2 separate regions of the Homo sapiens genome follow, and region 2 is linked to region 1. A link is a contact called in ENCODE Hi-C data. All regions are on one chromosome and are shown on one strand. The core of a region is the stretch at or near the end of the contact, and the rest is flanking DNA. Distances in the headings are between cores, read along the strand shown. Region 1 has its middle 4.5 kb from the start of TRG-GCC2-2. Region 2 has its middle 97 kb from the start of GALNT5.

Region 1 (3,141 bases), core at 328-2,827:
GCACTTTGAGAGGCCGAGACAGAAGGATCAACTGAGGCCAGGAGTTTGACACCAGCCTGGGCAACATAGTGAGACCTTGTCTCTACAAAAAATAAAAATTAAAAATTAAAAAAAAATTACCCAGGTGTGGTGGTACACACCTGTAGTTCCAGCTACTTGGGAGACTAAGGTTGGAGGGTTGCTTGAGCCTGGGAGTTTGAGGCTGGCTGCAGTGAGCTATACTGTGCCACTGCACTCCAGCCTTTGCAACAGAGCAAGACCATGTCTCTAAAAAACATACAACAACAACAAAATTAGCCTTTAAACTTAGTTTGAGCAGTATTTTGCTAGAATCTTAACACAAATTGAGAAACAGTTTTACCCCAAACATGGTAAACTTAGATAACTCATTACCCAGGATGTGATATAGACTAATAATATTAAAGTTTAAGAAAAGTTTAGGCCAAGTGTGGTGCCTCACCCCTATAATCCCAGCACTTTGGGAGGCCGAGGTGAGTGGATCACCTGGGGTCAGAAGTTCAAGACCAGCCTGGCCAATGTGTGAAACCCCGTCTCTATTAAAAATACCAAAAAAAAAAAAAAAAAAAAAAAAGCTGGGCATGGTGGTGCGGCTGTAATCCCACTATTCAGGAGGCTGAGGCAGGAGAATCCCTTGAACCCAGGAGGCAGAGATTGCGATGAGCCAAGATTGTGCCATTGCACTCCAGCCTAGGGAACAGAGTGAGACTCCGTCTCCAAAAAAAAAAAAAAGAAACATTTACATTTAGAGAAATTCGTCGATGATGATAACACTACAAGGAGACAACAAAAACCATGAGAAAATTTTTAGGACACATTCCCAGCTTGTTGGAATAAGGTAAACTCTGTTGCAAAGAAGGTTCGGAGCATTTGAAGGAATATTCAGGCAACAGTGTGACAGAGAAGTAGAAAGAGGAGAAACTAAAAATAGAGAAATCCATTCAAGAGGTAGTTAGAATAGGAGTAGAGAGGTGACGAGGTCCTGAACCAAGGCCACAGCTCTAGCATGAGGTGCATGGCAAGACAGAAGGAGGAAGAAAAATTACTCTAGGAATCTACCTTACGTGCTTGATAGACTTGGGGTGTAGTGTAGAAAAGTAAGGAAGAGAAAATACTGGAAGGAAAGGGGTGGTGTAAAGCGCTCATTTTTGGAAATTCTGACTTTGAAGTAAGTAGGAAGAGGTGCCTGCTAGGTGGTTAGATCAACCCCAGGAGAAATCAAGGCTACAGAAGTGGATTTGGAAGTCAATCACCTGATGGGTGAAATGCAAAAATGTGGAAATGGAGAATATCACACAGAGAAAAGAGTGCTGAGGACGCAGCCTTAGGGAATGACAAGAATTGAGGAGCCAAAGTTGGAGAAACAGGACAGTGGCATCTGTGGAGGCAGGCAGAGCCCCACTTCTTTTGCTAATTCTGAATAATAAAACATGACAAACACATATGTCACAGTGTTTCATAGATATACTGTGTAGTAATCCTGTTTCACATCGGGAATGCTGTAGTAGGCAGTGATTTCATTATCCACGTGATCAAGCTTGAAGAGATCAGAGGATGACCAACAGTGCCTTCTGGGTGGTGCACACTAACACTTCCCCTGGTCTGCTCTGTTCCCATGCTCAGATAAGAAGCTCCCATTGAAGCTGGTAGAGAGAAGGAAAGCACTTGAGCACTGTGAAGTGTTACACAATCTTCTCTTTTAGGCAAGCCTGGCCATTGTGACACCCAGTGCGACAGGCAGGGGTTGTAAGTTGCATCATAGCACCTTGGAGCACTTGCTCAAGGTACCAAGTTCCTAGCTGGTGTTAGCTCATCATAGAAAAGTGGCCAGGCTTATATCATCTGAAGAAAGTAAACAGTTCAGAAACAGAAATAGTTCATATAATACAAAGTCACCAAAGCAATGCCTTTTTTTTTTTTTTCACCTGTGAGTGATCGTATTGATTTAATACACACAGCTTATTTCTGTCCCAGGTTACAAACTAGCCCTAGGGAAACGGTGGAGCCAGTCATTTGGATTGCCCTTTACTGGCTGGGAATTAAATCATTACTTATTCCATTTTAGAATCACAAGTAGTACCCTAAGGCCTACTTTCCTAAGGATTAAAATCAAGGCATGGAAGTGAAGAATCCAGGTGTAATTCTCAGATGCATGCAGATGTTGAGAATGCAGCAATTTTTCCTGGAAAGCTGTCACTGCAAAATCATCCTGCTCACGATATGCTCATTCCTAGTTCTCAAGCATATCCAATTAGTCAACAAGCCTGATTTCTCCTTTTAAAATGGCACTGACTCTTATTCTCCCTCCTCATGCCAATCTCTCCTACACAGTGCAGACAATTATCAGCTCACTCCCTGGGCTACCCAGGAAACCTCAGATTTCCTCTGCCATCCTGCATGCTGCTACCAATTGCATTTTTTCCTTTCCCTCCCCTACTTCTCTCTCTCCCTCCTTTTCTTTCTTCCTTCCTTAATTTTGGAAAATTCAGTCATTTCTTTATTCCAAAATTGAATTAATTTTAAATCCATACAGAGTCCTCATGGTGGAGGAAATGTGAGTGGGAATTCTTTACCTTTCTCTTGACTCTCATCTCTGGGTGAAGCATTTATTCAACTACTTCAGAGCTGTGCCGCTTGGCAGAAATAGCTTTCACTTCCCTTCCTAAAGCTCTTTCTTCTTCTTCTTCCCAAGTTATTTGGGTCTTTTAAAATATATGTTTTTTTCATAAGAAACCCACATGTATGGTGCAAAATTCAAAAGGTATGAGAGAGTATTCATTGAAAAGTATGCCTAGCCTGGCACAGTGGCTCAGCCTGTAATCCCAGCACTTTGGGAGGCCAAGACGGGCAGATCACCTGAGGTCACGAGTTTGAGACCAGCCTTGCTAACATGGTGAAACCCCGTCTCTACTAAAAAATACAAAAATTAGCCAGGCATGGTGGCTCATGCCTGTAATCCCAGCTACTCGGAAGGCTGAGGCAGGAGAATCTCTTGAACCCAGGAGGTGGAGGTTGCAGTGAGCTGAGATCGCACCACTGCACTCCAGCCTCAGCAACAGATCCCAGGTTTCCTTTCCTAGAGGAAACCATTGTTATCAGTGTCCTGTATTTCCCTTCACAAAT
Region 2 (3,141 bases), core at 307-2,806, 750 kb after region 1:
AGAATGAGGGAGAAGAAGGGCAGAAATGCCTGGAGTTTTAAACCCAGAGTAGTGTAGTGACATCAAACAAAATAGAGAACCCAAACTCTCAGACATATTCAGTTATAATTCTAATGGGACTACATAATGAAAATTTGTGACTGAACGTCAGAATTCAGGATAAAATTACGGATGAAAGTCATATTTATAGTTGTTATTTGAAAACTATACAAAAGAAGGGCAAAGAAGAAAGAGCAGGAAAGACATTAAGGGAAAAGGAGTGAAAAGAGATGAGAAAGTACATCAATCTGGTACATGTTATTTAAGGGACTGGAAGCAAACCAGAAACTAGAGAAAGGTATCAAAACATCAATGGCATGGAAGTGGCAATCAAATACTAGATGTAGTCTCTCAGAAATGCTGTTGAAAGGTTTTGTGCATTGGGAGAAAGGTTAAAGTATCTGACATCTGAGTTCTTTCTGATTTAGGGACTATGATCAATTATTGCAGCAAAATGTGAAGTGAATTTGATTGAATCTGACTTCAACACTGTATTTTATTATATATCTGTACTATTAACTAATGAATTCAGAAATGTAGCTTGTATAAGTAGGCACAGATATGAAAGCTTACTAGGACTACGAGTTCCTTTGGCACTGTTTTACATCATGGGAGTAGGGGCCACGTATAAAAACAATACACACATACACACATGTGTATCCTTATGTTCCCTTTAATTACTGTGTACATAGTTTGCTGCATTATAGTGGCCAGCATATATATACATATATAATCTTCATAGTTGATTTGTGACATTTTTCTCTGATGTGCTACAACCATTTGGAAATATGCTCTCTGAAGAATGAATATGTGAGTTTTTAGTGTGCATACAATTTTTCACTGCTTATGAAAGAATCAAGTGTATAAACTACGCATAATAAATGTAAATAATTGACAGACTCTGCCAGTATAATCTGAGTTTGTAAGCAACGAGACGTCAAAGGCCACTTGAACATTATTTCCTTATACAGCAACCAAAATATGAGGCACCATTATAAGTTAAGGCATTAACATAAGTAGAATGCAAAAAAGAAAATGAATTAAGCTCCCTCCTTACCCACAGCCTTAGTATATTTTATTTTAACTTTTCCCAAAGTTGTTTTTCCATGTGTCACTTCAACCTTTTCAGTATGTTCAGGCCAAATGTGTTCCTTCCCTGAGCTCCCAGTTGACCTTTAGATATCACATTATATAGTATGTAGTTTATACAACCTGAAGGAACCCCAATTCTCACCAAATTGTAGGTACACTTAAGGTCACATTATAAGAAGCAAACCTATTGCTTTGAAAGCACCTCTTACTTTCCCAACACAAAACCCCTGCTGCCTTCTCTTTACAGATCTTCTTACTCTCCTCTAGAATGTCCTTGGAAATGTCTATGGGGAAGATTCTCCAACAGGTGCTCCTACAATAGGTTGATTGTAAACCTGCTCAGACAGACAGCCTTTTTGTTTAACGTCTTTTCAGCAGCAGTCTCCCTTGTCACTCCACTCAATGTCATGGTCTTCCTGTTCTGCTTGGATCACTGCCCGTTACTGCCTAAGGGCAGTCCATCATGCCACCAAGATTCCTTGGGCTATTTCCTGCACCATCAATGCCATTGCATTCCAGGACGAGCCCTGCTTTCCCTCTGCCTCTCATCTCTAAGCCACCAAATAATATTTTTACTGCCTACTGGGTCTCCTGGGCTTCCTGCTCATCTGCAAATAGCAATGCACAATAGATATAAATGTGCTCAGCTCCTCTAGAAAAGCCCTGCAGTTCTTCATCCTAAGGATATTAATAGTAGCTACACTTACTGAAAACCAAATACATGTCTGAAACTTGTATAAGTGCTTTAGACATACAGTTGGCCCTCTGCCTCCATTCCGCATATACGGGTTTGGCCAACAGTAGGTTGAAAATACTTGAAAAAATATTTTAAACAGTAAAAAAGTATGATAATAAAAGGCAATACAAATTTAAAAACCAATATAGTATAATAACTACACAGCATTTACATTATATTAGGTATTATAAGTAATCTAGAGATTATTTAATGTATACAGGAGGATGTATTTAGGTTATATACAAATACTACGCCATTTTATATAAACAACTTGAGCACCTGTGGATTTTTGGTATCCAGGGAGGGAGGTCCTGAATATTTTGGTATCTGGGAACAATCTCCACCAGATACCAAGGAGTGACTCTACAGACTCATTTTAATCTTTATGAAAACTCTCTAATATAGGTGCTATTTTTCACATAGAAATAACTTACCAGAGGATACTCAGCTACTAAATGGCAGAGGCCCCATTTGAACCCAGGCAGTCTGGCTCTGAAGCTTGTACTCATAACCACTATACTACCCAGCAAGTGTTTGAACCATCAAGGTCTCCTAAGAGCCATATGTTCTTCTCCTCTAATTCCCAGGCTCTGCTGCTGACTCTGAAATTTCTGGCCAGCCATCAGTTTCCCTCTAAGGGATATTTTCTCTAGATATTTTCCTAGGTAGTTTCAGTCAAATCTCTACAATTTAATTATTCATCCTAATTCAAATAAATTGACATGAATGTCTTAATCTGTGATGAGATCAAAATTCAAGATCATTTTCAAGTAATTTCTAGCCACATAAAACTTAGGGGATACAATTAGATGTGAAAAAAAGGTTGCTTTACTCACAGATGGTGCCTATCCCAACTGGTTCTCTGGCTCAGCAGGAATCTTCTCCCACTTGTTGACTGCTATGACTCCCTAGATTGGCTACGAGACCTATGAGGTTTAACTTTATCTTCTCTGTTCTTATAGCAGTGTGTAGTATCCAGCAAGTATTCAGTACAATTTCAATGGATGAATTTAAATAAATTGATTAAATCTTTCAATTACAACAAGAGAGGAAAATGTCAAATAAATCTACAGTCAGTTCAAGGCCTATAAGTATGTGTTAAATATTTATTAGCAAATGTGTAAATATTTACTATAATACCAATAATGCATGGGTTTGCCCTATTGGCTTTGAGACTTTTCTAAGCATATGTAAAATAAAACATCACTATCATAAAACAGTTGAATTAACAATGGAATAAGAATTCAAAATGAGTGGGTGTATGAGGAAAACAC

What was found. Hi-C counts contacts between places; a loop is a spot of excess contacts on that map. Pooled maps may share reads with other maps.
Region 2: a loop to region 1 is called in a pooled map, with 2.0 times the contacts of the local background. The contact joins two enhancer-like sites. A Hi-C loop is called at or near these places in 2 of 37 single-sample maps with no recorded cell type and 4 of 50 pooled maps.

What each region holds. Positions count from the first base shown.
Region 1 is chr2:156,404,119-156,407,259 of GRCh38, forward strand. It overlaps a transcript of GPD2 not described here. Among named protein-coding and RNA genes, the nearest start is that of TRG-GCC2-2, 4.5 kb to the left of the region's middle. Within about 2 kb of position 1,578, at least 4 of the 41 ENCODE cell types and tissues checked have a DNase peak (open chromatin) inside an H3K27ac peak, as active enhancers do.
Region 2 is chr2:157,158,745-157,161,885 of GRCh38, forward strand. No RefSeq gene overlaps it. Among named protein-coding and RNA genes, the nearest start is that of GALNT5, 97 kb to the right of the region's middle. Within about 2 kb of position 1,557, at least 2 of the 41 ENCODE cell types and tissues checked have a DNase peak (open chromatin) inside an H3K27ac peak, as active enhancers do.